4 separate regions of the Mus musculus genome follow, and all the other regions are linked to region 4. A link is a loop called in an ENCODE intact Hi-C map of the cell type or tissue named here. Cell type or tissue: heart. All regions are shown on one strand.

Region 1 (8,000 bases), 100 kb after region 4:
ACCGTGGAGCAACAGGTGAGTCTCTGACGATCTTACCCTGCCCAGATGAGGAGAGTCACTTGCAGGTGCCTGGTCGCAAGTGACCCATGTCATAGCTGCAACATTGAAAATCATCACAACAATGCTGAAAAACAAAACAGAACAACGAGAGATCCCAAAGCAGAGAGCAAGACTTTGTTTAAATCTTTTGCCTCAATGAAAGAAGTACTCACTACTCCATTGACCAAAACAAAGAGGAAAATAAGGTAAAGAAAACACCTCTCACCTCCCCACCCCACCCTCCACCCTCAGCAGTGGGCAAAGAGGCCCCTTGTCTTTGGTGGTGTTCTTATATTAGGGACAGAGCAGATGCAGTCCTTTGGCCATCCTAGTTTGATGCTGGGTTTGGCAGCCAAAGCTGTCTTGTGTCTAGGACTCATAAAAATCAAATCAAATCTCTGATTCCTGACTGAATATAACACAGCCGGGTGCCTCAAGCCCCTGCCGTCTTGACTTCTCCCACCGTGATGGACTATGCCTTCAAACTCAGAGCCCCAAACAAACCCCCCTTTCTTATTTTCATCTACCTTCCTGCCGCACAGTAGCAAGACCTTACAATTAATGCAGAAGATGTGGCTGTTACAGATACTAGGTCTACTAAAAGGAAACACTTTGACACTTTGCATCTGGACACCAAGAAAGATGTTTTGATAACTGGCTGGACCCCACTCCTGGTACCAATTTTCTGTGTGAGTTTTATCACTGTTATGACCAAACATCTGACAGAAGCAACTTAATGAGGGGACAATTTTTATTTTGGCCCACGATGTCAGAGGCTTAAACCCATAGTCTTTGCTTCTGTTGTTTGTAGCAAATGGTGAGGCAGAATGTCACAGTGGACAGAGTGTGGAGGAGCAGGACTACTCACATATGTGGTATAGGGAGCAGAAAGTGTAAGGATAAGTGACTCATTCTGGTACCACTTTCTAAGGTTTACAGACTGTTCTAAAACAGTGTCACTCCCAGGAAGTCAAAACAGTCAATACCTAAGACTATGAGGGTCATTTATAGTCAAATGTGCTAGTGCAATCTTAAAAGTTTAAAAGCAATTAACATTTGAAATTTAAATATCTCTGCCTCAATGGTTGATAGCTGATGCAGAGAGAAAGTACTAAGAACTTTTGTACTTGAGAGCAAAGCATTTGCTGCTGTGGACCCAATAGCCTGCTCTAGTTCCAAAAGCTCCTTGACTCTGCCATTTCAGCTTTGGGGTCCTAGAGTGTTGTGAACAATTGTCAAACTGTGGTTGAATTGGAAATGCAAGAGTTTCACACACACACACACACACACACACACACACACACACACCATCAGTACAATGATTCTGTGTAGTTTAATTGGTAACATAAAATTTTCAATAGTAGTGTCTATTATTTATAAATTACATACATTCTGTTTAGTAATAAGTAGAGGGAAGAGGGGCTGGAGAGATGGCTCAGAGGTAAAGAGCACTTGCTGCTGTTTCAGAGGACCTGAGTTTGGATCGCATCATAATGGGTAGCTAACAACTGCCTGTAACTTGTGCTCCAGAGGATCTGATATCCCTTTCTCATGTACAGATGTAGTATTCACATGGCAGATAGACATGCACACATGAAATAGAAAAAATGAATCCTTGTGAAAGGAGAAACAGAACAGCGCACACACACACACACACACACACACACACACACACACAGGACATAGACATATGCACATACATACATGCATGCACTCACGGACAGGGTGTGTCTGTTGAGAGGGGAGCTAGTTACTGAAGTTTTCACATCTGGACTATGGCCTTGCAGCCATCTCCTGCCCAGCCTCATCTTCTGAGCCATTCAGATGTCCCAGCATCCAATGCTTGCCCATATGCACACCAGTTCCGAGTGGTAGCAGCTGGAACTGGAGTGGGCCTGTTGCAGAGTCAAAGTTGTAGAGTCAAAGTTGTAGAGAAATACCAGGAGACAGATCCTCAGCCTCCAGGGAGTACAGCCCTCAATCCCCTGACCATGGCCCAGCGAGCCCCATAGACTGCTCATCTTGAGAAGCTGAAGACCCTTGCGTGTTACTTCCAACCCCTTCCCTGAACTTGTAGTCCTGGACTGCAACATCCTGGTTCCCTCCACAGTCCATGCGATTCAGGGCTCTCTCATCCAGTAATACGACAGGGCTCCAGGTTATAAGGGCCTGAGCCAGCCCTGCTACACTGACCTATTGAAGCTCTGGGAATACGGACAACAGAGAGACTTCAACAGATGGTTGTGGAGATTAAATGGGAGCATAAGGGGAAGGGCTGTTATAGCATTGATGACGAGGCACAGAAGGCACAGGGCACAAGGAGCCGAGTCCTCAAAGCCAGAGTCTGGGAGGCCAAGGGCCACTCTCCAATGTAGCATCAGCAGATGAGTGTCCCCAGAACCTGCCACTGTGTATTGTTCACAGAGGCAAGCAGCTTGCTTGATGCCTTCTCTAGCCCATGGCCCTGGGCCAGTGGGGCTGGTGCTTCTGCATTCTCCTTTGTCCTCTAGCGATGAGCTGAAAGCCATCTTAGGGTGTGGCCGCTTCACAGAGTGGTCCCATATGGACCCCTGTCCTTAGCCGTGACTGCGGATGAGCACCGCAGTCATTGCCTCTCGTGCCTGCCTTCTGTCTCACCGGCATCTGCACCTGAGAGTGGGTGTGGTTGGCACAGAAGCTACAAATGCCACCAGCGTCTACAGGCTGGACACAGGTTGGGTCAGTTTGTCGTCACAACAGCTGTGGAAAGCAGAGAGGCTAAAAATCAGTGTGTACCACCCCCACCCCCACACCCCATCTGGACAGACTTCTCCTTCCCTTTCTAGTTCCTGCTAAGGCAGTGATCCACAGTCCTCTCTGGGTCAAAGGTATGAACCTCAGTGTCCTGAAAACTCCCTAGATCAAGCCTGTGGCTGGCAGGACAGACTGGGGGAAAGTCGATTGTGGGGAGATATTGCCAAAGGTGGTCTCGGGTTTCCCTTGTGTTCTTTTTCTGGGCAGATGGGGTTGGTGGGAAGCTGAGTGTGGGGGTGAAGGGTTGGGGGCTACCTCTGAGTGGAAACGGGTCAGGAAGCTTCCCTGACAAGAGGTTAGCCACCCACCCACCCCCGCCCCCCCCTCCCCCCCGCCCATGAGGGAAGGTTTGCCTGGGGTTACTATCGGGGACAGCGAATAGCTGTTATATTGGGGGCAGTGGGGGAGGGGATCCCCCAAAGTTTCAGGACAGGGTTTATGTGTGCTCATGGAACTCAGGCAGTTTGCTGTCTCCCAGAATTACAGTAAGAACCTACCATCCACAACCCCTGCAGTCTTGCCAAGGGGGTAGAGGTGTTGCAAAGAGGAAAGAGATTCCTTCTGTGTTCTGTGGTCACCGCGACCTGGGGTCCTCACATGCAGCTTGTGAAAGAAATTTTAAGTCACTGTTGTCCAGAATGCAGGGGTACCTGTGAGGAATCTCAGGTGTGCAGCTCAGGGATCCACCATGTCTGAGTCAGAGTGGGTGGAGGAAGGTCTGACCAGTAGAGTGGTTATTGGCAGGACTTAGCCAGACCCCCAAGATATGTCCATCCCTGCCAGCAAACCCTGGATGAGCTCCAAGACTGGAATGTAGGCCTCCCGGGCTGCCCCACCCCCTGAACTGCTTGACCTTTCTGCCTCTCATAACCCAATTCTTGATGCTCCTTAGCAGATCTGGGCCCATGGGATGGTTTTAGGCACCTAGTGATTCCTGTTCTGTACCAAATTCTCTGGGGACAAGGATATGTGTTTTGTTCTTTATTCTACCCGCCCCCCATAATGGCTGCCTTTGCAGTCTGGAAAAACAACCAGAGAGATTATAGGAGATACACAGATAGTGTTTTGGCAGGGTATGGTGCCTTTCCACAGGAACTCATGTCCCACAGAGAACTATGGACACCGTTAAGCTTCAACTGGCCTTTGCTGACAAATGTCCTTATATGAGGCTGTGGTGGCCTCTTCACAGGCTTCTGGTTTTGGCCTTTTTCTGTATTGGTTACTGTCAAGTGATCTTGCAGAAAACTCCTTTGTGGACTCTTTGTTAGGGCCAACACAAGGGAATCCATTTGATTTTCACACCTTGACCTTTCTGGCTTAACCAACATCTTGGCTCTAAGGGCTCTGCCCACAGCGCCCTCTAGTGGTGAATTCCTAGGATCCAGACAGCAGCCTCCAACTCTTGTCCAGCAATCCTTACAATCCGTTCCCTGCAGCAGCAAGTATCCACTTTGGGTTTGAAAACTCCAAAGAGGATTCAAGTCTTGGTCAGAGCAACTGGAAAGAAGTAACTGTCTTATATCCTCCCAGTACTTGAAGGACTTGAAGGAAATGGGTCTGTGCTCAGGCTAACTCTGGTTTGTCAAACCAGAAACTCCTCCCTATCCCAGCTATAAGCACTCCCTCCCTCCCTCCCTCCCTCCCTCCCTCCCTCCCTCCCTCCCTCCCTCCCTACCCCCTACCTCTCCTGAAGCTGTGAAGGACTGGAGTTAAGCAGATGTGCCATGTACCCAGAGTGTAGCTCAGAGCAGCCCTGCATCCATAACTAAGCAAGTCGGTTACCCTCACAGCCAGAGCATCCCAACCCTGAAGACCGGGAGAGGCTCCTCCTATGGGCTGCCCCAGGAAAAGCTGTGCCCTTAGTCTCTGTGGCCCTTTACTGCTGCCTTCCAGAGATGGAGAGGCACCATCCCCTGGGACTTTCCTGAGTGGTTTCTCTCATGTTCAGCCTCCACTCTGGCCCCCCAGTGTTCTCCACAGAAGGTCATAACTACAGGAACATCTCACTGCTGGGGACACCAGCAGTCTGGTCCCTGCTAAGCTTGGCTCCTATGGACGCTAGTCTCCCAATGCCTAGCCACCAGACTGTCTGGGACCAATTGATTGAAAATTTAAAAGTCCCACAGGAATAAGGTTGTGAGTGCCTGCTTCCCATAAAACATCATTTCTGGGGTAGCAGGAAGAGGGTCCCTCATCCACGGGGCTTGAAACTGAAAGTGGCTTGGGAATGTTTACATATTTATAATTTGGTATCTCCTGGTCAAGACCCAAGTTTAAAGGTAAAGTTAAAGTTCTGTATGTGTCATGAACTCACTCACACTCCCAGGAGGAAGGTAAGCATTGTGGGTTTAGTTAGTTTTTTTAATGTACCTACACTTCATGGCAGCCATCTACTGAATGAGGTCAGGAGTGGAACTTTCCATATGTAGTGTCTCTTACACACACACACACACACACACACATTTTGACAGGAGAGCATCATGGATTTCCCATGTTTGAATAATGGATGCATGGGCTCTAACAACTCCAGCCCATAGGACCACAGAGATGAAGTGAAGGCACAGCTGTTGGCCATGTTCTGGACTTTTCTCTCCTGGGAAGTTCTCATTGCTGCCCTCTCTGGGAACATCTGTGTACTGCAGCTTCTCTGCCTTGTTTAAGGCTCTTGCCAGAATCTCCCATCCATCCCAGGACTGAGAAGGCCCCGACTCAGCTTCTCATCTGGATAAGGACGTGGCTTGCAACCCGGCCTGCTTTTCTGACCACCACCTCATACCTGTTCTGCTGAAGATGATGTGGACAAGGATTCAGGGTACGGTTGGTTAGTACCCGTGTAGATGCTGTGTAACTGTACTGCGCAGATGCTGATTCTGAACTCTGTGTGTGTGTGTGTGTGTGTGTGTGTGTGTGTGTGTGTGTGCGTGCGCGCGCGCGCATGCGCTGGACTAATTTCCCACCCAATGTACTGGGTAGGAATTTATCTCTTTCCCTCTTGATTGTCCTGTTTGTTTGTTTGTTCCTGTTTCTGTCTCTCACGTTGCAAGATCCAAGGAGAAGATCTGGATTCACTGGACTCTGAAACCATTGGGATCAACCTTGATGCAAACCTGAAAACACAGACTCCTAAGCAGGGTATGGGCAGGCTTAGAGAAAGAAGCCTTGGCAGCCCCACTCTCAGACTCCTGCCTGGTCCAGGTTCTCTGAAAGCCCCACTTGGGGCCCAGCCTGTGCATCAGTGGATACAATTTGCTGTCATTGCTAGAGATTCAGAGCTTGTGAAATGGGAACTGATACTTCCCTAGAGGAGGACCAGGAATTCCAGCCCCAAAGACTAAAGGCTTCAGTCTGATCCATCTACCACATCTCCATCTTCCAGGTAGTATGTGGATCTCCCTTTTGTCCACCTGAGACCTTGGCCCAGCGTAGAGTTACCATGGTTACCACCATGTTTGCTTTAGCTGGTGTGATGGCAATTTCTGCTTCTCTAAAAAGGGATATTTATAAATGCTTTTAGAGATGTGTAAAGTATGGAGCAGAATATGATCAAAGAAGGTCTTCTGCCACATACTGTGTTCCCTGTCACAGTTACTTACAGTCTGTTTAACTGAGAGACCCTGAGCTAGGATTGCCTGACCCTTTGTTCAGCTCTGCCTAGTCTGGGTTAGAACAAGGTTCTCACCCTGAAGGGAAACCAGAGCTGGAGACTGAGAGAGGCTGGCTGCCACAGCAAGGTCCTGTCTCCCTGGGCATGCACAACCATACCCCTGAGCACTGGCATGGAGAGCCTTTGCTCCCTGCAGGTCCTGACCATATGTTCTTAATGTGGCAAAGATGACAGAGGAGCAAGGGGCACTTGGACCCTACACACTTCAGACTGGGGGGCACTCAGACCCTACACATTTCAGACGGGGGGGTACTCAGGGCCTACATGTTTCAGACTGGTGCTCAGGGGTCCTGGGATATGAGATGTGAGTCATTCTGGCCAAGGAGCAGCTATGTTGGGAGAGGCACATTGCCAAACTGTTTGAAATACTGACTCTCAGGAGCTAAAAATTCCTCCAAGAGTCTCATCTCCCAGGAAGAGATTTCACACAGTTCCTACACTTTGCAGGAGAGATTAGAGCTCAGACAATGGGGGTCCATGGTGGGTGGGAAAACACCTTGAACAAGATTGCATAGTGAGGATTTTGGTTTCTTTAAAAGACACAGAAACAGAAATGTTCTTTCATTTTAATCCCAGGTGTGGGGGTGTGGGGGCTGCTTCAGACTGTCCATAGCAGGTGACTATGATTTGCCTCATGCTCTAGCAGAGGCGTGATTTTTGCCAGCTGCAGACTGTTTCTGGGACTGTGTGATGTTTGGAATTCTGGGGACTTTTCAGAGGGCTCCAAGCAGCATGGTGGATTGTTGGTGGCAGTTTGTGAAGTAGTTGTGCACAGTGAAGAAACAAGAAGAAAACAGATATCCTGACGGCAAAGTTCAAACTCACCCCCAAGTAACTCCAAGCCCCTATTCAGCAGGAAGTAGTCTAAGGATAATGCTGCCCCTCTTTAGACTTCTAATTTTTTTTCAGGGCACACTTTTCTTTCCCCTCTATCATTTTATCTCTCTTACCTAGTATTAGGGGGCTGAAAGGGGGAAAGAAGAGCCCACAGAGTAGCAAAAGACTAGGCTACAAGACGGCTTAGCGTTGCCCTTTCTTTAAGCCTGATCCTCATGTGAGTACCCCACAAAAAGACTTGGGGGAAATCACTGGATCCCCTTGTTCTTTCCAAAGTGGCCACACTGAATTCCCCTCAACTCAGCTTTGCACTGTTGCCTGCCACTTTCATTGGCAAATTGAGCGGAAATGGCGTAGCCTAATTTACTGTGGCTGTCTGAGCCTAGGCTTTGACGCTAATCACACCAGCGCGTGATGAACGTTTGTCCACCTGGGCCTGGGTGATGCCACTGCCGTGGGATTATGAACACACGTGGTTCTACATGTCTCAGGCTCTGGGTCAGGCTGCATATATTTCTAATCTTTGGGGCCTGGGCTCTGAGAAGCCGAGGAGAGACATTCAAGTATCATTAGCCAGGTGACCGATTGCCAGTAATAACCCCAGATGCCGAGGCTTGAGTGGGCTTCATTGGGGGATCCATGTCGTTCCCTTCCCCAGTACTATCAC
Region 2 (8,000 bases), 62 kb after region 4:
CTGCCGTGGTAGCAGGTTCATAACCACAAGGGCTGTGGAAGAAGGAGCCAGGGAAGAGCCAGGTGCTGGCTTTAGGGGCAGGCTGTCCTGTGGAGAGGCAGTCAGATGAGGCCAGGTCATTCCCACCTCACCTTGTCTCTGTAAGTTTGGAAGTACTCCGGGCTTGGTGTCAACCCTAACAGAGGTGGGCAGCCCTTCTCCATCACGGTTCCCAGAACTCTGGAAGTCAAGAAGGGATTGCCTCCTTCTCTGTTGAAACTCAGAGGAGTAAGAGGCCTATAGCCATCACCCATCCACCCCCTAACTGTGGCAGATATCAGACAGCCATCACCCATCCACCCCCTCACTGTGGCAGATATCAGACAGTTATCAGGCCTGCATCCTGACCTTTTCTCCCAGACCTATCTATGCACGTGTTCATTCCCTTAACAGACTGAACACTAGGTAACACCAGTCTGCTAGCCAGACACAGACATGGCCTGTGACCCTAGCCAGCTCAAGTTCAAAACTGAGCCCAGGGAAGAGAGCAGCTGTCCCTGCAGGATTAGGCAAAGGCTGTGGGGGGTGGGGGGTTAGTGGAGGGTGGGGGTCCAGGACAAAGTCTGTCTGCAGAAATAGCCCAGGCTGAGATTAACAAGACAAGATGAGGGCAGGGCTTTGTGTACCATGCTCCCTGCAGAGGGCCTCTGTGAACAGTGAGTCTGGAATATAGAAACCTAGACCTACAGTTATCATGTGGGCAGAGGAGGACAGGAAACAGGGTACTTGGCACAGATGAGACTAGAGAGGCAAACTCCATAAAGACAGTTTGAAGATTGCTAGGGACCCAGAAAGGGAACCCAAGCCCAGAGCTCCAGGCTCAGAAGGCGGTGGTATCAGTCACCCACAGAACTAGAGACAGAGGAGCTTAATCAGCAGGTTAAGTTGGAGCCCACTCTGCCAGCCGGTAGACCAAGCTGAGTGATTAGAACTGGGGAGGGAGGGCGGGCGGAAGCAGCCAGAGTTAGCTACTTAGGATGTGAAGCGTTCAAAAGCAAGACCACGTGCGTGCCCATGCTAGGCAAGAGACTGTAAACACTGACTAAGACCCAGCACGCTTAGTATATATACTCCAGCCTGCAGCCCGTGCTCTTAGCATTTGCATGGTACCAATGGTGGGAGGGAGGTTACCCACTCCAGTCCGAAAGCAGCAAGGTGGCCGCTCTGGCTCAGGACACCCAGCTCCCTGAAGCATCCTGAGCTGGCTTCCTTCCACCCAGCCATTTGACTGCTGCTTAGTTCACTGGATACAGCAGGGGTGTTCTTTAGACTGAAATGCACAGGAAACAGGAACTTAGGCAGCCTCCTTCAGCAAAGAGGACAGCCCCACCCTTCCTCCACCGGTGTCCAGTGGCCTCACCCAATTAATAAAATCATGAAAACCTTTGTGATGAGACAGTGGCCTGTCACTCCAAAATAGACCAGCTCTCTGGAAACACATCCTCTGATGCGAGCTGCTAGCTAGCAATGTAGGTTACAGCGAGCTCTGCCTCAGCCTCCTGAACTCATTAAAAATAAAACAAACACCTATCGGCTCCTGTTTCCCCCCCCTCAGCTGGTCCATTTCCCTACCTTCCTGTCTGGACACTGTGCCCTCTCCTTAAGGAATGTGTTTTTAAGGACTGAACAGACGGTAAAGGCAGGAAGTCCGTTCCTGGGAACTTTGTACAGAGGGGACCCTGGGGTGGGGGGAGGCTGTTTAAGAGATTGCTCTCTTGGCAAAGTGTCCAGTGAGTTCCACACAAATGCTGGGAAGCTAGAGACACCAGAGTAGTGGGGGAAGTTCACACACAGCCAGCAAGCCTCACCTAGGCTTGGAAGACCCCTTCACTGAGATAGATACATTCTGACACAGAACTTCTCTCTGCACACTGGGGCAGGGGCCATCCGGTTTCTCTGTGTTTCCTCACGACCAACTAGGATGCTCACCCAGACGGTATCCTAGGGCATCTTGGGTGCATCCAAGGAAAACAGGCTAACCCATAATCAGAGCAATTTCCCACAGGAAAAGTATCCCAATGTCACACTCTGAGCTAAGCTTAAAGGGCAGGTTACACTTGAGTGACCGCTCACAATGCCACAAAGCTCCAGGGCTGACCATCCCATGGAAGGACATGCCCACCGTGTGTGTCTTTGCCACCTCAGAGAACCTAGTACTCCCAGATGCTCTGGCCCCCCTCCAGAATGCTCCTCCAGATTTAGAGGAGACACAGATGTTGTCACACAGACAACATCAGCAGGACCCTAAAGCAGGAGACTCTTAAAAAGCAAATCCTGAGGTCTTGTTATAACCAAGATAGAACATTTTAAAAGTTAACTTCATCTTTGTTTTGTGTCTATAGCACCCGATATTCCTAGTGGCTTTCACTTCCTATTCCCAAACAGGTCCCAACCAGGCTGACCCTGATTGGCTTCCAAGAGCAAACAAGATCTGTGGACCCAAGGTGGTATAACCACAGACAGATAGACGTTTAAAACTTCAAACAAAGGTGCCAGGTTTGCAGGAAGAAACGTCTTTTCAAATATATCAATAGGTTTCCCGAAAAATAAAAGATAAACCCCAGCTATTATGAGATTGGTAACTTCATAGCAGGGGTCTGGGCTGTATCAAACCATAATGTTGTATGGAAACCTATATCCTACAGCAGTTCGGTTCGTTTATCTACATGTTCAAACCAGTTCTGTGCAGAGAGAACCCATCAAACTTCCTCTCTTTGCAAAGATCGTCAATTATCATAATTTTCTGTTGCTAGTAATAATCTTCACATTGATAGATACGTGCACAAGGGCCAATTTTTCAGTGTTAACCAAGCCTCCAGGTAGAGTCAACTAGATAAAGGTGCAGACTGGAATACCCGAGGAGAAGCGATTCCTGTTTTCATTGACTCTGGCGAGTCTGAAATGGAGCACAGCCCAAGGATGGGGAGCAGCTTAGAAGGGTCTTCCTTCCCGCCTCACCCCACCCCCTGCTAACCACCACCATCACCACAGTGCATCTTTGCTCCATTCTATCGGTTTACACAAAATCATTACATAATGAGTCGGCGGGCAGGGCTCGAGACGAGTTCTACAGTAACCTGTTTGGAATCACAGGATGCGGTTGTCAGAGCAGAGCATGCGCACAAAGCCGAGTGCTTTTTTTTTTTTTCCTCTAGAGCGCAAGGCAAGAGGTAACTGTCGGTCAAATCCTGGGGAGCCTTGCTGACTTCAAATACAGGATGCTAAAAATGAAATAAAGGGGAGGGACTGTGAGATGTGGGCTTCTAGCGTATTGGGAAGGAACAGGCAGGCTAGTAACAGAAAGAAAGGCACGATTCGGGTGGGAAAACGGAGGGCTTGCTGTTTATACTCCACCACAGTCTGAAGTCAGCTTAAGAGGTTATTAACCGCAATGTCCGCTTGTTAGACAGAGCCGGTAGGGCCAAGGGTGAGACCAGACAGATGGTGGGCTGGTTTTTGTTGTTGTATGTTAGCTTTCTCCTGGAGCATTGAGTGACCGTGGAAGAGGAGACGCTTGCCCACCTCTGAGAAACAATACTTGTCTAGCAATTCTGTAGCACCCAGGTTTTGTCCTAACACTGGTATCTGGGGGGATGGGGGCGTGTAAATGCCCACACCCTACCCTCACCCTGGCAGGGATCTGAGCTCGTCCTCCTCTGTCTCCCCTGGGACTTCGCTGCCTCCTCCAAGAGTAGCTGTCTCTGGGGAGCGCAGGAGAGCAGGCTCCGTTTCGTGGGGCGCAGTTTCTCTTTTTGTGTCCCCCCCCCCCCACTGTGCCCAGGACTCCAGAGGGTGGCGCAAGAAGTCCCCCGCCGTCTGCCCGCTCCACAGAGCTCCTCAGAGAGATCTGACCCTCCCCTCCCTCGGGCTGAGCCTGCAGTCCCTCCCCAGTGCGCTTCCACATCTCCAGCCCCTCACCCAGGAGGCGGACAAGTCAAGGCCATCTACCTGTCCACTTGTGGGGTTGCTCGCTACCCGCGCCCCACTCCACCTTCTGGATGCCCTAAGCCAGTACAGGAGCATCTCAAAGCTCCAGGTGGCCAGGGCGGAGTCGAGCAGCGCCGGGCACCTCTCCAGAGCACCCCAGGTCAGCGCCCGGAGGATGCGCTCATAGGCGGCTGGTGTGAGGACCAGCCAGCCTGGCTTTGAGCTTCCTGTTTCCTTAGAAGATAAAAGCCAGCCCGGAGTGCGAAGGATGTGCGACTCACCATGGCGGTGCCGACCGAGAAAGCGGCCATCAGACAGGCCATGCCCCGGGGGCGGCGGCGGCAGCGGCAGTGGAGACAAGTCTGCGGGCGGCGGGGACGAGGTTGCAGGAACGAGGCTGCGCTTGCTCCTGCTCCTCCGCGGCGCTCTGCGCGGGTTCCGACTGCGCCCCGGCCCCGCCCCTGCCCACGATTGGGCCGGGCGGAGGGGGCGGGGCGCCGACAGGTGCGCGTGCTCTTGTTTTGCTCCTGTTGCGGAGCGGCTGGAGGATGCTCTGGACCCGAAGCTGTCTGCTAGGCCTCTCCCAACCGCCTGGGCCTGGGAAGCCCACTTCAGGGACCCTGCAGGAGCTGGGCCAGCTCAACCCTAGACGAACCAGTGGGGGCGCCCTACAAACCACGGGGTCCTTGTTTCGGAAACCTCCCGAGGTAGCTTGAGATCAATGGGATAGGGAAGAAGGCAGGTGGCTCCTTTGTTCTGCCTTTGTTATGCATGCCTTCCAGGTAGAAGCCCCAGGGACAAACGTAGAAAACAGCCCCAGGGCTTTTCCCTTAGCGCTAGTGTGCGGTGACCCTAAATTGAGGCAGCATGGGCGTTCATACAGATAGCTCCTAGGTCTCCATCAGCACCACTCCATCCCCAAATAAGCCACAGGGGTGTTTCCAGTGTCTTACACAGCCACGTTCTTGTACCCTACTGAAACCCCTGTGATTTGTAAATGGGACGTTGCGTGGTAACCGTGGTGAAAATCTTTAATCCCAACCTCAGATCCTAAACTAAGTCTTCTGTTGAAATGATTCTCTGTCACCCCCAGCACAGTAGAGCCACCCGCTCCAACACTTGGGTGTGCTGGGGTACTTTCTGCTCTCCTAGAAAGGGGCAGGCAAGTGGTTGTCACATCCTCAGATCCTTGACCTCAGCTAAGCTTCTCCCTAGCATCACAGAAAGAAAAGTGGGTGTGGCTGAGTTTGGAGGGAAGAGGGTGGGCTTCTAATACCGGAGGGACCGATGGCCCTATCTGGTATCAAGAAGGCTGACAAAGCCAGGGCATTCTAGAAGGTTATGAGTACAAACCTCCTTGTGAGACTATGCTGGGGCCTAGCAAACACAGAAGTGGATGCTCACAGTCAGCTAATGGATGGATCACAGGGCTCCCAATGGAGGAGCTAGAGAAAGTACCCAAGGAGCTAAAGGGATCTGCAACCCTATAGGTGGAACAACATTATGAACTAACCAGTACCCCGGAGCTCTTGACTCTAGCTGCATATGTATCAAAAGATGGCCTAGTCGGCCATCACTGGAAAGAGAGGCCCATTGGACACGCAAACTTTATATGCCCCAGTACAGGGGAACACCATGGCCAAAAAGGGGGAGTGGGTGGGTAAGGGAGTGGGGGTGGGTGGGTATGGGGGACTTTTGGTATAGCATTGGAAATGTAAATGAGCTAAATACCTAATAAAAAATGGAAAAAAAAAGGATAGAAAAAAAATAAAAATAAAATTCAGATTAAAAAAAAAAAGAGTACAAACCTCCCAGGGAGTGAGAAAGGTTTCTGGGGCCTGGGCTACTGTCTGCCCTGGTGCCCAACCATGCTGTAAAGCAGCAAGAATGGACAAGGGGAGACACTGAATAATGTGACCAGGACACAGGCCATGGTATCAGCATGCCTGGTTTTGCAGATATCTACCCTCTGTCTGTTCTCCCTACTTTCAGAATTTTCTTCTGGCATTTCTCTCTTTCTCAAGCCCCTTCTACTCAACCCCATCCCCACCCCTTCCCCCATTTCCACGCCCCCTTTGATTCACATTCCTTTGATGAACCTTTAATTCAAAAGTAGGCCAATGAGCTTCCAGCCCCCAGCAGCCTCCATGCAGCCTGTGTACTGGAGCTTCAGATGGGAGGCAGGGCTTTCTGGGTTCCTGAGAATGCACAGGGCTCAGACAGAGACAGCCATGTGTGGGGTTCTCACTGGTGTGGCTTGGGCCACTGAAAGGGTTCCCACTCATATATGTGTCCATGGGGTAGTAGTCCCCCTGGCCACAATGGACCCCACAAGTGATGGGTGCTTCCTACCTACAAACAAGTATCTTTTCCATTGTTTACTCCTGGCATCCCCTTCATGCCTGAGCAGGGAATGAGAGAGTGGCAGAGTTGGACAGACTTGTGCTGTAAGTGACAGAAAGCCAGTTTTGACTGGCCAAGTACACTGTTTTCTGCAGTGAGTAGGTTCCAATCATTCTGTAGTGAGTAAGTTCTGAACACTGGTTTCATGTGCAACAGGGCCAAGGATAAGTACACACACATGCACACACACACTTTGATTTCTCAGTACTCTGCCTTCATGTGGTAGTTTCTCTCAGGGACTGTTACCTTCTAAGCTGGCTAGTCTTGTGTCAATTTGACACACAAACTAGAGTCATCTAAAAAGAGGGGACCTTAACTGAGAAAATGCCTCCATAAGATCTGGCTATAAGGCATTTTCTTAATTAGTGATTGATGGGGAGGGCCCAGCCCATTATGAGTGTTTCCACCCCTGGGCTGGTGGTCCTGGGTTCTATAAGAAAGCAGGCTGAGCAAGCCAGGGGAAGCAAACCAGTAAGCAGCACCCTCCATGGCCTCTACATCAGTTCTTACCTCCAGGTTCCTGCCACCTTTAAGTTCCTTTGGTGATGAACAGCTATTTAGAAGTGTAAGCTGAATTAACCCTTTCCTTTTCAACTAGCTTTTTGGCGATGGTGTTTTGTTGCAGCAAGAGAAACTCTAAGTAAGACTATTGCTCTTCCATCCTATCAACTGCACCCAGTTAATGGTGCCTAGTCCTGATGGTCCCTCCCAGGCTGAGTCACATGGAAGGAAAAATCAAGTAGCTGAGTCCCAAGGCACTACAGAGGGAGCTACAACCCACTTGGCAGAGACCTTCTAACCACAAGTACCAGGCCAGTCAATGTGAAGCAGGCACAGCTCAGCATTGTCCAGGCCAGACACAACCCCAGGGGGAATTTCTGCCAAGACACGACCATACATAGATGGACCTAGTTGGCCTTGAGGACTTTTGGAAGGAAAGCCACTTCCTGTTTCAGCAAGGAGGCTTTCCATTAATACTGTCATCCTTGATACCTTCGGGAGTCTGGTTTCCAGACCCCTATCCAATGCCAAAACCTCATATCTCTTGCAAGGATGCAAGGTTTGCTTATAACATACCCATCCCCTCCTACAGGATGTATACCCTGAACAGTCTCTGACTTACTTCTACCATGTTACAATCATTTCTAATAAGATGCAGGCATCATTTCAATGGCAGTAGCACTTAGAGGAAGGCTTCTTAAGCTGTGGGTCCATAGTCCAACTAGAGCTGCCCGATAGAACGTGTGGATCATGGAAATGTTGGCAATAATTCATTAGAAATCAATCCCATAATGAACCCAAGGATTTTCTGTCAACACTCACATTACAGCCTTGATCCTTAATATGCAACACACACTTTGCACCACAAAGGTCATCATACTAACAACATGTTCCTTCAGATTTCCAAATACTGTATGTTAAATGTTTATTGTGCATACAAAGGTGTGGGCTGTCATGGTATACAAGTCGGCTCAGTCAGTCAACAGGTTCTCCAGCACAGGAGTGAGGATTAAAAAGAAAAAAAGACAGTTAGACAACATTGTAGTGTGACCCCAGTCAATTCTGAGACTGAAGGCAAATTTAATTTTCCCAATCCACTTTTTATACCATTTTAATTACATGCAAGTACT
Region 3 (8,000 bases), 52 kb after region 4:
TAAAAGGCCTTTCGTCTCAGAAGGTGGAGGTTTCTGGAAGCAAGCCCACTGCTGAGGTGCTAAACGCAAGCAGGCAGGCACCCAGGACACGGGGCAAGCATGGCAAGAATGTCCTTAGGAAATTAAACAGTGACAAGGACACCCGATGGGCAGCGGAGTACAGGCCCGCAAAGCCATCCTGCAGAGGCCAGATGGCTCAAGAACGGGGGGAACTTTGGGAAAGTGACAAGGTCACATAGCCAGATAAAGAAACTGCCAGACAGAGTGTTCAGAAAAACAAGAACCCAGGGGCAGTGGCATCAGGACATCTATCCTATGTCCAGATGTGCCAGCCTGGACCACATAGTGCATTGGAAACTCATGTCTCTGACTCCAGAGCTCAGTTGGAGATAGCCAGCTTGTCATGTGGGGGGACTAATGGGAGAAGGTATGCCCAGCCAGAGGAGGGGAGACAGGAAGGCCTGGATGCTGAGACTAAAAATCTAAATGGCTCTTGGCACTCTCAAGAGTCGTCCCCTGTCAATAGTTCCTCAAATTCTATTTTTAGACTACCAAAGAAGTCCCTTATCACCAAGAGCACTGCTCTCAGGACCCTGCACATCTGCCTACCCATCTGCCCCCAGCAGTCACCAAATACTCGAGAGCAAGAACTGACCTCTAAGTTTACCCAGGCAACGGATGGGTACTGTGGTACTCTTCAAAACACTTAAGCCACAAAATGTCTGCAAGTAGCCCTGGGGCTATACACTGCCTGGAAGAGTTACCTACCACCCTAAATAAAGCAAACTACTGGGTTAAAAGCAATCTCCTTTGGGGCCCAAAAGAAAGCCTAGCACAAGATAGGCCAAAAGGATCAACAGAATTCTTCCTTGCTAAAGGAAGTGAGTCCCTCCTCCCCCTTCCCCCCTTAAAACCTGAGAACCCATCACCAGTCTCAGGGCTCTCTGAAGCCTTTCTTTTCCGGGCTGGGCTCCCCTCCCCATCTCCGATCTTGGGCATTTGGTTGAAGTCCAAGTTTCCTAATGGAATTCCTGAAAGGGGCTTATTTAATGGCAGAGTCCACTCATTTTTAGCCAGCCTGTAATGACAGGCCTTGTGAAAGGGCGGTGGAAATTAAGAGAAAGCAAACCTTAATTTGAGAAGGGTGTTGGGTGTTCAATGGCCTTTTATAACCCAGAAGCAAGCCAATACACATAATCTGGCTTGGAGCTGATCAGGCTGCTTAACGCCTTCCTGTTGTTGTTGTTGTTGTTGTTGTTGTTGTTGTTGTTTTGGGGGGGAGGGTCTGAAAATGAGAGGCTTCTATTTCCGCATAGGCTGTGGTATAGTCTACTCTATCAATGGAATGTGGCGTGTGGAGACATGGCCTGGCCTGGCTAAAAGGACATTAAAGAAAATGTCCTGAAGCCCCAGGTTTGATGGCATTTGTTCTCAACCTAAGCTTCAGCACTGCCTGATCTCTACAGCTGTGCTTCATTCTTAAGAGCCGTGTCATTTGCAGGGGAGACTATGTTCCCTGCCATCAGCCTCCTTCACTGACAAGGACACAGGACACAGGACACACACGTCTCTCCTGAGGAGGAAGATGGAACTGCAAAGCCCTTCAGATAGGCTTATCAAAGGTTACATCCAAGCAGGACCATGAGATAGGAAACAGGCCCGGCACTAGTAACTCCATCTATACTATGGTAGTCCAGGATAACCCTCCCACCCCCCCCACCCCCCCACCCCCCGCAAGGAGTAAACACTCATGGGTCCTGCAGACAACTGATCTTGGTTTGAAATACCACAGACAGGGTTTTTTTTTTTTCTTTTTCTTTTTTTCTTTTGGTTTTTTGAGACAGGGTTTCTCTGTGTAGCTCTGGCTGTCCTGGAACTCACTTTGTAGACCAGGCTGTCCTGGAACTCAGAAATCCACCTGTCTCTGCCCCCCGAGTGCTGGGATTAAAGGCGTGCACCACCATGCGCTGCAACAGTCAGGGTTTCAAGTTGGTCTTTCCTTTGACCACGACCTTGAGATGGGTACAGGGATCAGAACTGCTCCTGAAGCATCTTTATGAGCCAAGCAAACTGAAGAAGTCCCCTCCGTCAGCCAGCTACGAAGGAAACCATTCCGTTGTGCTTGGGTTGCAGAGGGGACAGTATACAGAGTCCCCCCAGCCATCCTGTGACCTTAGCACACCACATTCTAATGAAAAAGAAACTACTGGGTGGCATGAGACCCCATCACCTCACCCTCCCCGTTTTGCCATGTGTATTCACTTTAGGGGGATTCTTGGTGACACCACAACACAGGAAGCACTGACTGTGCCTTCCATAGTCACTCTGGCATGAAGGGGGGAGGCTCCTCCCACCAGTCCCCTACCATGACAGCCAGTGTGACGGCACCAAAGGCAAGAATGTTCCAAGTCATTTGTCCCATCAGCTCACACTACGTGAGTGGGTTCCTTGAGGGAGAGTAATTACCAGATCAGAAGCCGGTGAGATATTCCTTGGGGTATGCTGTTTCCTCCCGAGACTGGCTCCTCTCACAATTATGTTCCCTACCAGGAATCTATTACATGATCTAGTTTTTCCTCCAAAGACATCATTAATCATCAGATGAAAACTTAAGCACAATTGAAAATACGTGTTTGGTTAAGTACCACTGTCAGTGCTTAGGTCTGTCAAACTCCCAGATGTGAGAGAGACAGAATGGCCTCACCTAAAGCTATGGATACTGTCCCTGCCGGAATCCTTTCCTCCCAGCAGAGAGGAAAGCAGGCCTCACTCTGCCAGCTTTCTTCAACATGACAGTGTATTGATAGTGCTATTGTCTAAGGAAGGCCCAGTATAGTAGCGCCACATTCTAGGGGAAATCCAGGAAGAAACTGGTTTCCATGGGGGCGGGGGGGCGGGGGGCTACAGAGTGGTCCAGCATCTATCTAGGTAATGGAAGAGAACATCTGGGCGCTCCCTCTAGCTTTGACTTTGGGCAAATTGCCTCTGCTCTTGGACTCCTGTCACCTCTACCAATCTATAAGTCTGACAGGCTAGATGCTTCCAGAGCTCCTCCTTCCAGCAGTCCTCCCTCCAGAAGTCCTCCCTCCAGCAGTGCTATGGCAACCAACCCTAACAGTCAGCTCAGCACATTCAGGGTGAATCTTAAAAGTCAACAACCAATCAACTTGATATACAGACAGCAAAACTAATCAGGTAGCGGCATATGAGAAGTGGCTTCCACCCTGAAGGTCACCTTGGAGCTACACAGAAAGGATGGCAGCTCCCAAATAACCCCTGTGAAGAAATGGCAAGAGGAGCCGGGATATGACCTCCACAGCTCCAGTTACTGTTGGAGCCCGTGAGGGTCACTACCCATATGAGGGCAAAAGAGCAAAAGGTCCCACATGGTGGGGCGGGGACAAAGGAAGCAGAATTTTCAGACATTCAGGAGCAGAGGCAAGGAGTGGGGCCATGTGGGGAAAGGACAAGGAAGCCAGAGGTGTGTGGAGCATGTCAGCCAGTCTGCTGCCTGGTCCTGGGGAAAATGCACACTTTATTGATTGCCTGCTTACTGAGTATGGTTCCAAGTGGAGAAAATTGAACCCCTAGGTTCAGAGTCATCAGGACATAGCACTGATGCTAGGAGGGAGGTTACAAGAGTGTCCGCAGCTCTAGCCAGGCAGTGGTGGCGCATGCCTTTAATCCCAGCACTTCCGGGGCAGAGGCAAGTGGATTTCTGAGTTCGAGGCCAGCCTGGTCTACAGAGTGAGTTCCAGGACAGCCAGGGCTACACAGAAAAACCCTGTCTTGAAAAACCCAAGAAACAAAAACAAATGAGTGTCCGAAGCTCATATCATTTGTAGCTGATGAGACAAATGACTAGGTTATTTTCCCTAGAGATGGCCTGTAGGCTCAAGAACTATTTCCCAAGGCACCCGAGTCTCCAGAAGAGCCTTGTTTCCCTGCTGGCTGCATGAAGATGGCCCACAGGGCTCAGAACTGGACAAGGCCTGGCCTCCTCCGTGTTGGGCTTCACGGAGTTGCAATCACCACTGTGGTCTCAGGCAGGGGGATGAACCCGTCCTCTCACCACGCTTTGCTTTAGCTTCCCTCCTATTCAGTGAGGAGGAGGTGGGTACTTCTTCCCGATATTAAGTTCAGACCTGCTTGAAAAAGCATCTCTATTCTGATGTAGGTCTAGCAGCCAGGGAAGGCAAGGAACACAGAGGAGAGGGTACCTCAGAGATGCCGCTGCAGAGGAAGGAAAGCAAAGCTGGGGAAGGCATCAGACAGCAAGCCACGGCCAGCTGGTGGAGAAGCCAACACGACACACCAGACTGAGCATATCTGTCATCCCTCTGACTCATGGGCAAGTCCCGTGGGGCTCATGTGCGACTCCTCCCATGCCTGAACCTACAGAGGTTACTACAGGGCAAACAGCCACCTGGCTGAGCGTCCTCGAAGGTGCCGAGAAGGGACAGTTGTGTCTCAGCCTGTTAGGAATCCATTACTGATCGGCTGACTCTGGTGGCAAACAGGACCTGTTTACGCTCAGAGGGCACGAGGCAGATAGAGCCCCTGATGGGTCCCCCCTCCTGGGCCCAGATTTATGTCCAGGGTTTCAACTCAAGATGCTGCCAGGGTGTGACAGTTCATCTTCAGTGACAGTTTGATGGATCCAGAATGGCCATGGAGACAGGTATCTGGCTGCTTCGGTGAGGGGTAATTACCTCGATTAGATTAAGTGAGCTGGGAAGGCTCACCCTAATGTGGGCGGCGCCATCCCCTGGGCTGGGGTCCTGAACTCAATAGCAAGGGGAAAGGGAGCCGAGCACCAGCATCTGTCACTCTTTGCTTCCTGAATGTAGAAGCCACTGTCCAGCTGATTTCTTCTCCTGCGACATAACTTTTCTGTCATGGTGGGCCGTACCCCGGACCTGAGAGTCAAAACAAACCCTTTCTCCCTTAAGTCTGGTGTTTTGTTGCAGTAAATAAGATATGCAACCGACACATAAGGATTCAAACATCTGAACCCCTACATAGCAAGCCATCTTCATCTACAGCCTGAATTTTCAAACCCCACCACGACACCGCCAAGACCACATATAACACTCACATGGGGATGGCTGTGTGCTTCACGGGTCTGTTGCGGTTCATCTACACTAACAGACGAGCCCCTCTGGGTACATTTTTCTGTAAAATCTGAATATTCCTACCTTTCGATTCCAATGGGCTTCACAGCCAGGACCCATGGCTGAGCCTGGCTCAGTTTCTTAACAAAACAGGCTGGCATGTGGAAACGGGAGTGTCGGATAACAGTGCCCTACAATCAGCCCTGAGAGGGAGCAGGGCCTGTTCTTGGTTGTGCAAACCCAGACACAATCGTTTAACAACCACAGAGCTCAAAGGTCCTGGGGACTGGCTTCTCAAGTTTCCAAAATTATGTTTGCCACTAAGACCAGATTGCCCCTGCCAAGGAGCTCACCGGCTTAGCTTTGAGAGGCAGAAAAACAAAATGGGGGTTGGGGGTGGAGAGGAGATGACAAATTTAAAAAGAGGCTAGCTTTTTAAAAAGAAAAAAGAAAGGTTGTATCAATAGTTAAGTTTAAAAAAAAAATCAATCTTTCGGTGGCACCAGAGTCACCTTGGATGTCCCAAGTTCCCTTTGGGTTTCCAATTAGCTATGCAGTGATTCAGTAGATACCATGGACCGTCTGGTCTCTTTCCTGACTACCCCACTTCTACAAGCAGCAGACTAGGCTGGAAAACAAGAACCAATCAGAAAGGCCCATGCACTCAAATCTCAGCAAACATTGTGTAGGGGAGGTGGGGAACTCAGGAGGGTGGCCAAGCAACTGGGACGTCTGCATATGTCAAGGGTCCTTCATCCTACGGTGCTCCAGGGGCCTCCTCTGCTCCATCTCCCCATTTTAGTGGACAGAGCTCCTTTTATGACCATTTGTTTTTTCTCTATAGGCTGCCAGCACTACACATTGAAGAGTCCTTCCAAGACCTCAAAAACAAGCTTGTTCTCAGAAAGGCTATGCCAGACCCTGGAATGCTCTTGAACAATTGAGACCTAGAAGGCAACACACTCTTTCCCTGAATGACTGGAAAACTACTCTACCTTGAAAAAGGACCATCAACTGAGTGTTCATTAGGGAGGACTCGCATGCTAGGAACAAGCAAACCCTGATGCCTGTGACTCTGTGAAAACTCTTTATCTAGTCCCTATTATTAGGAATCTAAGATACGCAAAACTTTCATTTTAGCCAGGCAATGGTGGCGCATGCCTTTAATCCCAGCACTTCCGGGGCAGAGGCAGGCAAATTTCTGAGTTCGAGGCCAGCCTGGTCTACAGAGTGAGTTCCAGGACAGCCAAGGCTACACAGAGAAACCCTGTCTCAAAAAAAAAAAAAAAAAAAAAAAAGAAAGAAAAGAAAAGAAAAGAAAAGAAAAGAAAAGAAAAGAAAAAAACCCTCTCATTTTTCTGAGCACTGACTGGAATTTTTCCATGTGACTGGAGGTGTCAAATCACAATCAGAATATAGATGCATGAGAAAAACAATGCATAAAATAACATTCAGTATGTATCTCCTAAGTTGTCCAAGAAGCAGATGGATATCACAGCTTCATTCAGGTGCTGCCCCCAAGGTACCTCATGACAAATATGTACATCCCTATTGCCCAAATCCAAACTATATATGCAGTTAGAAGATTTTTCAATAGGGCACACTCAACCTGTACCAACACCACCGAAGTTTAGAGCCTCTGTGAACTCTGAGACTTGTCTAGTCGAACCTGTGTATTTCACGGGAAAGAAGCCAACTGTGGATCAGCGAAATAAACTTAGCCAAGGCCAGCCTGCATCGGAAGAGAGTACCTCTCAACTTTCCAAACTGCAGACCAAGACTCTCCCCAAACAACCTGTGGCTTCCTTCACGGGCTCCCCGCACCCCAACCACCAAGCTGGTGGCTTCACTTCCTACCTTTCTTCTTCCACCAGGGCCCCTCGGGTACAGAGTAGGAAAGGTCCTTGAATTCGATGTTCACGGCCGCCCTCCGCGGAAGGGAGGAAAAGCGCTGGGCCTCTGTGAAGTTGTTGTCCACCTTCTTCAGGTGCCCATTGAGCAGGTCTGTCTCAACCTCATCCACGTTGCTGGACACGACCTCGTCCACTGACACGCACACGGACTTGGGCTCCGTCATTGCGGCAGAGTAGCTGCTGGCATTCTAGAAGGGGCAGAGCAGAGGCAGTGAGGTACGTCGGGTGCTCTGGAAAGAAGGAACTATCAAGAGACTTGCCGCTGGGCTCAAGGTCATCGTCAATTATCCATAGAGGTACTTCCTAGACCTTTCTAGAATACCCTTGGCCCCAGAGGACCTCCTCCCCTCCCCACCCCCCCGCCCACCCCCTGTAACTATCACTTTTGCTTCTAGTAAAAAGGCACTTCAGACGAGACACCAAACACATCGACTATCTTCCTTTAGGATCAGAAAATCTAATCATAAAACTTCGAGAAGTGTCTTGCTTTCCTCTCTAAAGAAGAGATGGGCCACTGTAGAGACTCACCTCTTTCTGGTCTACCCATAAAAACCTCAGGGAAGACGAATGGGGCTTATTTAGAATGAGCTGTTGTCATGTGTTCCTGTGTCAGCCCCTGACATGTCTGAGATAGTGTTCTTAGAACAGTGGCTTATGGGGCCTGACATATCTTACTGTCGCATTTTCTAGATCCCCTGTAACTCCACTCTCCTAATAACACCGGAGGATCAGGGTTGTTTGTTTATTTTCTCTGTCATTCAGGCAGGGAAACTGAGGCACAGGGAAACTGAGGCACTGGCAACTTAAGGAACCTGCGCCAAGTGCCACAATTAGGGGTGGAAATAGGAATAAGATCTAAACCTGAGCCATTAAGACACAGGGAGGTGCTTTTCTGTGTTACAAAGGCATACGTAGCTAGTATGGAGCTCACTATATTATCCACAGAGCCCCATAGCTTTTAAGCCTTTTTCAT
Region 4 (8,000 bases):
ATTAGACTTGGGGCACTCACCTTTGTAGTGACATTTTTGAGGATTCTGGAATTTTGGTTTCTTAAAAAAAAAACCCACAGGAACATTGTAAGAATGTGCTTTTATTTTAATCCCAGGTGTGGGGTTGTGGGGCTGCTTCAGACTGTCTACAGCAGGTGACTATGATTTGCCTCATGCTCTAGCAGAGGCACAGTTTTGCCAGCTGCAGATAATTCCTGTGATTGTGTGATGTTTGAAATTTTGGGAAATTTTCAGAGGGTATGGAAATTCTAGGGCTTTGAGAGAGGGGAAGAAGAGAGTGGGTGGTGGTTGGTCAGTTAAGGGGCTTGGTTGTGGTTTGTTAGTAGCCATGGTCAAAGAAGAAACAAAAGGAAAGAATTAGATTGAGGGATCTCTTTCCCCTTTCCCTCTTTTTCTCTCTTTCCCTTTCCCCCTAATCCTTGTTTTTCTCCTATCTAGTGTTAGGGGGCATGAAACCAGGCAGGGGGATAAAGGCATAAAGGAAAAAGAACACACAAAGTAGCAAAGACCGGCTACAACCTTTAAAGCTCTCAGCACATCAGAAATAAGATACATTCGGCAAGATACAAAACAGGAACTCTTTCTATAGGCACTGTATTCCCAAAGCCCTGACTTAGAGGGAAGCTGTCATGATGCCCTTGTTTAGAATCCAAAGGGGTCCTTCATCTTGTCTGCCTGCTAACGGCAGGAGGGACACTTGGGTTTACCTCCCTCTTAACTACCAAGCTCTGTGCCCAGCCCAACCTTCCATTGCAAGTGGGATGTGAAGGACTTTGCATGATTACTGAGCTCTATGGTGCCCACTCCACACTGTTTTGTAGGGTAAGTGCCTGGCTCCCTTTGTCCTAGTCCCTGTTCTACTCAGTGAGGAGGGACCCTCAGTGAGCCTCTGAGTGGGGGAACAGGTCAGTAAATCCAAGCATGGGGGGAAGGTTGTAAGAGTCCCATTGCAGAGGTGTGTCAAGAAATCAGATTAAAAAGGTCTTAGAGAATAAGAGAATATGATCACACGGCTGGAGCCAGTCCTCCCACTGGCCTGCTGTGGAGAATGGATGGAGACTGATGGAGAAGTCCCTGGCCAGGGCCAACATCACAGAACCCTCCGGGCTGGCAGGATGGGTCAGGTTCTGTCTCCTCACCCACAACTGGGAGATCAGGTTTGGTTGATTTTGGAGGTGAAGTACCCCCTCCCCCAGCTCTCTCTGGCACATAAAGCCCATGTTTATATTATACAAATAAAATGCAAACCCAGTTCCAGAGGGGCTCTTTGTACCAGTCTGTAGGATCCGAATTTCTCCAACAGAGTTCAGTTGTGCTAACCTTGGCTGTGTTAATCTCACAGTGGTCATCAGCACTGGCCACCTCCCTATCTGAAGCTTATAGAAGAAAACTGGATCTTGCCACTTTCTGATCCCTAGTCATGCCATGGGGTCACTGTCTTTCTGAGGCTGGGCAACCCCTTCTCTGTGAGGCAGGGCATCCTTTGCTCCTGGGGATGCAGCAGGCCTGGTCTTCATCTCTTTTTGCTTACAGCACCCATTCACCTATCTCTGCCTGGCCTTCCTTCACCATGGGAGCTAAGGATGCTACACTTCTTCCTCAGAGACCTGGGGTAGGACGGTGTAGACTTAGCTGAAAGCAATCTGGCAACATTCCAGGAGCTGTGGCATTCACCGTTAACATCTTCCAGGCCTAAGTGAAGTCAGCTGTGAGCCCACCCGGACCAAATCAGAACCTCAAATAAAACTCACACGGCCCCACACCGCCCTCTGCTGGCAGCCTGGAGTAGCGGCTGCTCCTTACCTCGCATCCTCTGACCTTGTCTACTCTCTCTAGCTTCCCGACAGCATCTCATCACAAGCCAGCCATTCCCTTGAGCAGCCCTGGCCTGTGTGGTGCCCTACAGTTGTTAATTCTTCTGACACTGTCAATGGAGCCAGTGCTGAGTGCTGAGACCTTCTCAGCTGTGACTGGCAAGGCCAGAGTCACCCTGCAGCATCCTGGAATCTCCAGTGGGAGACATGGGACTCACATGGGCCAAAGAAAAGTACCTCCCATCGTCTTAGTTAGGGTTTTACTGCTGTGAACAGACATCATGACCAAGGCAACTCTCATAAAGACAACATGTAGTTGGGACTGGCTTACAGGTTCAGAGGTTCAGTCCATTATCACCAAGGCAGGAACATGGCAGCATCCAGGCAGGCATGGTGCAGGAGATGCTGAGAGTTCTACATCTTCATCTGAAGGCTGCTAGTGGAAGATTGGCTTCCAGGCAGCTAGGATGCAGGTCCTAAAGCCCACACCCACAGCGACACACCTATTCCAACAAGGCCACACCTTCCAATAGTGCCACTCCCTTGGGCCAAGCATATACAAACCATCACACCCATCCAAGTCCATTTTTGTGCTGTTCCCTGTCTAAGGCTTGGGGTTGACATAGTCTAAATGCATTGTTCTGTGGGTGTTCAGAAACTTGGGGTGCATCTCTCAGTACCATATGAATGTGGGGATAAGGCTGGCTTTGAGTAGATACAAGGTCAGAGGTAGAGGGAGTTTGTGATGTGTAAGATGTCACCCATAGACTCCTGTCTCTGCCTGGGACAGTCCAGGGTCCTGTCTGCTCAGGGGGGTTCAAATCTGTTGTCACGATTTGAACCCAGATGCTGTCCTGTGTTGTATAACTCGGGGCTAAAGGGAGGTTGATGTGGTTTAGACATTACAGTCCATCACTAAGGGATATCAAGGAAGAAACCTAGACACGGGAACAGAGGCCACAGGGAAACGCTGCTTACTGGCTTGTCCCCCGTGGCTTGCTTAGCTTGCTTTCTTATACAACCCAGGACCACTTATCTAGGGATGGCACAACCACAGTGGGCTGCCCCCCCCCATCAATCAATAATCAATAAAGCACCTTTTTGATTTGCCCACAGGCACTTTTAAAATTTTTATTTATTTTATGAGTACACTGTCGCTGTCTTCAGACACACCAGAAAAGGACATCGGATCCCATTACAGATGGCTGTGAGCCACCATGTGGTTGCTGGGAATTGAACTCAGGACCTCTGGAAGAGCAGCTAGTGCTTTTAACCGCTGAGCCATCTCTCCAGCCCAGAGGGAGGCACTTTTCCAGTCAAGGTTCCCTCTTCCCAAACGATTCAACCTTATGTTAACCTGACTCCCCCGCATAACAAAACAAAAACAAAACAAAACAACCCTCCCCCCGCCCCAAAGTCCGGGCATGTCGCTCTTGTTTTATGGCTTACACTGCCCTGCATTTCCCTAGCATGGAGCTTTATGGAACGGTATCCACTCCAGTGTAGTGATGCCCGCACTACATGGATGCCCACTCAGCTTGCTGGGCAGGACTCCTGTCCTTACAGGTGGTCTGTTTTTGGTAATTGCAATGGACCCTGGTCCCTCATTACCTCCTTTGGGGTATGGACATGCCAACACATATTGCATTAGTTTATCCCATCATACCTAATAGGAATGTATATATCTTTCAAAAGTTTGTGTGCAGACTTGACTATAGAGTGTGATGTAACAAGGAGAGGGTTCTCTCTCTCTCTTTCTCTCTCTCTCTGTATGTGTGTGTTAGCTGGGGTTCATGGTGTTTGTGTTAGCCGAGAATTCATGGAATTCATGAAATTCTATAGAGGAACAGAATGCATGTATGTTATAATAGGGGGATTCAATAAATTGTCTTATACCACAGGGCACTTGGGAAGCAGAGGAATAAAGATCACTGTGAATTCAAAGCTAGCTTGGTCTAGACAGTGAGTTATAGACTGGGCAGGACTACCTAGTGAGACCCTGCTTCAAGCAAGTAAGCAAATGAAAACAAAGCATCTCTCTCTCTCTCTCTCTCTCTCTCTCACACACACACACACACACACACACACACACACCACCATCACCACCACCACCACCTCCTCTCTGTCAATTCCCCACTCAGGCAGAGTTTGAGATTTGAGGTGTGTTGCCAGGGACATAAGCTCTTGGTCCTGCTCATTGCTTCTGAGATGGCATGTCCCCTTCCCCAGGATGACCCTGTTGTACATCTAACCTTCTTCCTGGCACAGAGATTACTAGGTGCCTTTCCGTGCAGCTGTCCTTGTGCCCCCCTGGTCTGGCTGCTGCAGTCTTTCTAATCTGTGACCCTACCCCTAACCCTAATCTGCCTCTCATGTTCTCTTCCAGAGGATGGATCTGCTCCACATATTGTGAGCGTGCAGCTCCAGTGACCACTAGAGGGCGCGCTTAGGCACCCACAGGCATTTGTCACTGTCTTCTTGGATACATCAAAGGAGGTGGTAATCTGGTCTCCTAGGAGAGACTGTGCTGGTGACAGCCCAGAGACAGGTGAGCCTGTGTGAGTCCTTGCCCCGCCCCCGCCCCCGCCCCACTTCCATTCAGAAAGGTTTGGTGGGAGCTTTCAGTGCTGCTGTGGGGGAGGGTGTGTGTGGGGGGGGCAAGGAAGGTTTTTAGCCATGGAGAGGTAGAACATCAACAGGAGCACCATGCTGGCTGCTCAAAGCAAGGATTATTCATGAAGAACCAAGTGCAGGCCCCAGCAGGTTACCAGCAAGGGCCACCACATAGCTAGAGGCCCCCTGACTAGTCTCAGCATCTCTGCCTCTCACTGTGGAGAGGAACCTCATAGATGTACAGGTTTCTGGAGCCCAGACCTCAGGACTCAGGGAACATTTAGACAAGACCCCTAACTGGATAAAGTTCGCATCACACCGAGCGGCAGGCAAACAACATCCCGGGTGACTGATGATGCTGTTTGGTCCATCCAGTGCTGACAGGCAGAGACCAGCACTGTTGCATCGAGAGGGGCCGCACTGAAGCAGCTGTGGCTTCACATCAAAGTTTGCTGTTCTGTCTATGGAGTGGTGTGGATATGGAGTGGAGATATGGAGTGTGGATATGGAGTGGATATGGATATGGAGTGGAGAGTTTTATGTCAGCTTGACACAAGCTAAAATTATCTGAGGGAAGGGAACACCTCTGTAATATCAGGTTGCAGGGAAGCCCTGAAGGCATTTTCTTAATGAGTGATTGACAGGGAAGGGCCCAGCTCATTGTGGTGGCTCCATCCCTGGGCTGAAGGTCCTGGGTTCTATAAGGTGGCAGGCTGAGCGAGGCATGGAGAGCAAGCCAGGCAGCAGCACCCCTCCTGCCTCCAGCCTCCTGTCCTGAGTTCCTGCCCTGACTTCTTTCAGTGATGAACGGTGATACAGAAGTGTAAGCTACGTAAAGCCTTTTCTCCCCAAGTTGCTTTGGTCGCCATGTTTCATCACAACAATGGTAACCCTAAGACAGGAGTGAACTCACGCCCTTTCCAAGATCTCAGGCTGGAAAGACTATTCCCAAATGAGCCCAAATGTTATCCCTGAGCCTTCCCTGGGGACCTGAAAGGCAGAGGTGGAGAGAGGGTCCTGACAGCATTAGTCACAACTCTTAGGTTTTAGAGCCCCAGTGTGTACCTGTGCTTCCCTGACACCTGACTCTTATAGAGCCTTGAGCAGGGCACCCCCTGATGCAGCTGCTAGGGCACAGGGAGGAGACATGGCAGAGCTGTCTTGGCTGTGCCTCTGCGGGAGTTGGAGCGGGGTAGTGGCAGCTCTCATGTTCCAGGGGTTTGAGCCTCACCTGGTGCTGTTGGAGACCAGGGTCACATGATCTCAGCAGAGGACTGTGGGTTAGGCATCTAAGGGAATACAACCAAGAGACAGTTGCAGAGAGAGTGCTCAGAGAGCAGGCCGACTCCACAGTGGGTTGGACCACACAAGCGATCAGAACCCTTTACCAGGCAGACACACCCATCTTCAGCTGGTGGAAATGTGGATTTGACTCAGCAAAAAAACCTGCCAAAATCACTTGGAGCATTTGACACCAAATGCACGTAAAAATTTTTATATAAAATATTTTATTAGCAGTTTTATTTCTTCCAAGTATCTAACTTTTTATATTAACACAGTCTGCTCCTCGAGCTCCCCCTGCTGGGTTCCGTTTGTCTGTCTGTCACATTCTCATTCTCCTTTAGTTCGTATTCAACAATAGCCATAAGAGACTTTCGTCTCTTGCGCTGTAGGCGTGGATGAATTTTCTCTTTCCTCCTTGGAGTAAAGGTGACTGGGAAGGACTTGGAGGCCGCTGGGCTACTGACATGAAGGAAAAGCTACAGAATAACCCTATTGGACATGCGCGTGAGTGGGCCTGCCCACGTGCTCATGTGCACAACGTGCACGAGAGTGCATGTGCAAAATCACAGATAAACATTCCCGAAGTACACAGACACCAGTGCGTCTGACCGGTGGTGGCCCACTAGTGCTGTCTAGGAAAGAACGGGGCCACCCCCACTGAGATGCAAGCAAGGCTGGCCTCTGGGTAGGCTAAAGGCATTCATAATGGGCTCTTGGGATGTAAATCCCTCAGGGGACAGAGAGCAGACTGGCTACTCCCCTCCGCCTTCTCTTTGAGTGGTAGAGCAACTGACGGAGTAGATAGCCACTGCACCCGAGTTGCATTTTATGTTTGCACAATGACTGCTGGAAAAGCCAGAAAGCAGGGACTCAGATGTCTGACAGGGGCTCTGATGGCCCTCAGTATCTTGCCAGCCCCTTCCCGCCCCAATGCTACCTAGAGAAAGAGAGAGTAGCTGCCCATGAAAGTAAGCCCAAAAGGAAGGTGTCTTCCCTGGCCTCGGGGCCTGGAACAGGGGGAAAATCAGATCAATGAAGGTTTGATGGGTGACTACTAGATGGAGAAGCCAGAAGGGATTGCACTGTGCCCAGACACTTCCCAAGGGAAGGTGTTTGCCTTCAGTCTGTTTTTCTGTTGTCAGGGGCACACTTGGGTATTTTCTGCTTTGCAGATATTGTCTGCCCCCTGCCTTGGGTTTGGGTTTCTCAGAAATTCTAAGCTTCATGTTCCATTTTCTGGTTCTAATGGGTGCCTCTCTCCACCTCCAGGTGAAGAAGAAAGATTCTTGCCCCTACTGTGTGCAACATTCGCTGATTCATCCCCTACTCCCTAGAAGTAACACCAGAGAGTTTAACTCTCTCTGGACAAAGGGTAGAAGAGGAGGCAGGAGAGACTGGGGTGGGGGTGGGGGTGGGGGGTGGACAAAGAAAGGGGTAGACAGAGGCTAGCAGCCCCACCCTTATGCTCAGCCTTTTCTGAGCCTCAATCTGACACGGCCCCACAGGCCTCTCTCTGACAAAGCCCTGTAAATTCTGTCCTTGGGCTGTTGTTTTTTACGTGAGGACTTTTATTTTATCAGCCAACAGGAGGAGGTGGTGTAGCCTTAAACCCAATGCAATCCTTCCTTTCAACTGAAGGAACTCACCTTCTAGGGAACCCAACTGCAAGGGAAGTCTGACTTTAACGTCCGTGGCAGGTAGGCGCACACTTCCCGGTATCTCCTACCATGACTAAGACCAATGGGAAGAAGAAGAAGAAAAGGGAATGGTCTAGAAATCCAGGCAGCATCTCTGGGATTCGGGCTATGTATGGGGAAAGGTAGAACCACACACCATGGCCCCTATGGACAGTGGATAAGGGACAAGGGTGCAGAGTCCCCTAGGATGGCTGTCAGCCTTCCTCGAGTCTGCAGAGCTTGAGCAATGCTGGGTGACCTCTGACCCCTCGCCTGTTCTGGTCAACATCCTTTATCAACTTCCCAGGATACCCTGTCCTGCACCAGCCTGGCAGCTCTTGTATCCTGAGCTCAGACTCCGCCCCGTGGAAGGATCCCACGGCACTCTCACTTACATAGGGTGAGTGACAAGCAGGTCTCAGGGTCTAGGAGAAACCTGGACAGGAAAGAATCCCTCCAGAGGCTGAGGAACCCTTCCAGAGTGAAACATGGACCACCCTGCCTGTGACTGACAGCACACAGCTCTCCGAGGAGACAGAGCCTGCCGGGCATGACCCACCATGTCAAGACATGCGTGCGGACATGGATGGAA

The links. A loop is a pair of places that touch in the nucleus more often than their neighbours do. Peaks named below come from ENCODE experiments on the same cell type or tissue, not always from the same donor. Only the 100,000 strongest peaks of a DNase experiment are listed, where the experiment ranks them.
Region 1: a loop joins it to region 4, with 6 times the contacts of the local background. A loop is called at or near these places in 40 of 42 quality-filtered maps.
Region 2: a loop joins it to region 4, with 6 times the contacts of the local background. A loop is called at or near these places in 8 of 42 quality-filtered maps.
Region 3: a loop joins it to region 4, with 2.3 times the contacts of the local background. A loop is called at or near these places in 10 of 42 quality-filtered maps.

Annotation. Positions count from the first base shown.
Region 1 is chr17:31,015,922-31,023,921 of GRCm38, reverse strand. No RefSeq gene overlaps it. Among named protein-coding and RNA genes, the nearest start is that of Abcg1, 38 kb to the left of the region's middle. In heart, CTCF peaks have their summits at 4,196 (motif pointing left) and 5,452; no DNase peak of the experiment used is centred here; H3K27ac peaks cover 268 bases.
Region 2 is chr17:31,054,104-31,062,103 of GRCm38, reverse strand. Abcg1 (ATP binding cassette subfamily G member 1) reads right to left here and starts at 4,410. Exons shown (of 15, transcript NM_009593.2): 1 at 4,248-4,410. The coding sequence starts at 4,289. In heart, CTCF peaks have their summits at 4,013 and 4,618; DNase peaks (open chromatin) are centred at 1,303, 3,163, 4,013 and 4,473; H3K4me3 peaks cover 2,042 bases; H3K27ac peaks cover 3,011 bases; H3K27me3 peaks cover 3,049 bases.
Region 3 is chr17:31,063,600-31,071,599 of GRCm38, reverse strand. Abcg1 (ATP binding cassette subfamily G member 1) reads right to left here. Exons shown (of 15, transcript NM_009593.2): 2 at 6,972-7,215. Among named protein-coding and RNA genes, the nearest start is that of Abcg1, 9.9 kb to the right of the region's middle. In heart, no CTCF peak of the experiment used is centred here; DNase peaks (open chromatin) are centred at 129 and 4,339; H3K27ac peaks cover 3,389 bases.
Region 4 is chr17:31,115,924-31,123,923 of GRCm38, reverse strand. Abcg1 (ATP binding cassette subfamily G member 1) reads right to left here. Exons shown (of 15, transcript NM_009593.2): 15 at 5,940-8,000. Among named protein-coding and RNA genes, the nearest start is that of Tff3, 9.7 kb to the left of the region's middle. In heart, CTCF peaks have their summits at 1,807 (motif pointing left) and 4,270 (motif pointing right); a DNase peak (open chromatin) is centred at 4,243; H3K27ac peaks cover 203 bases.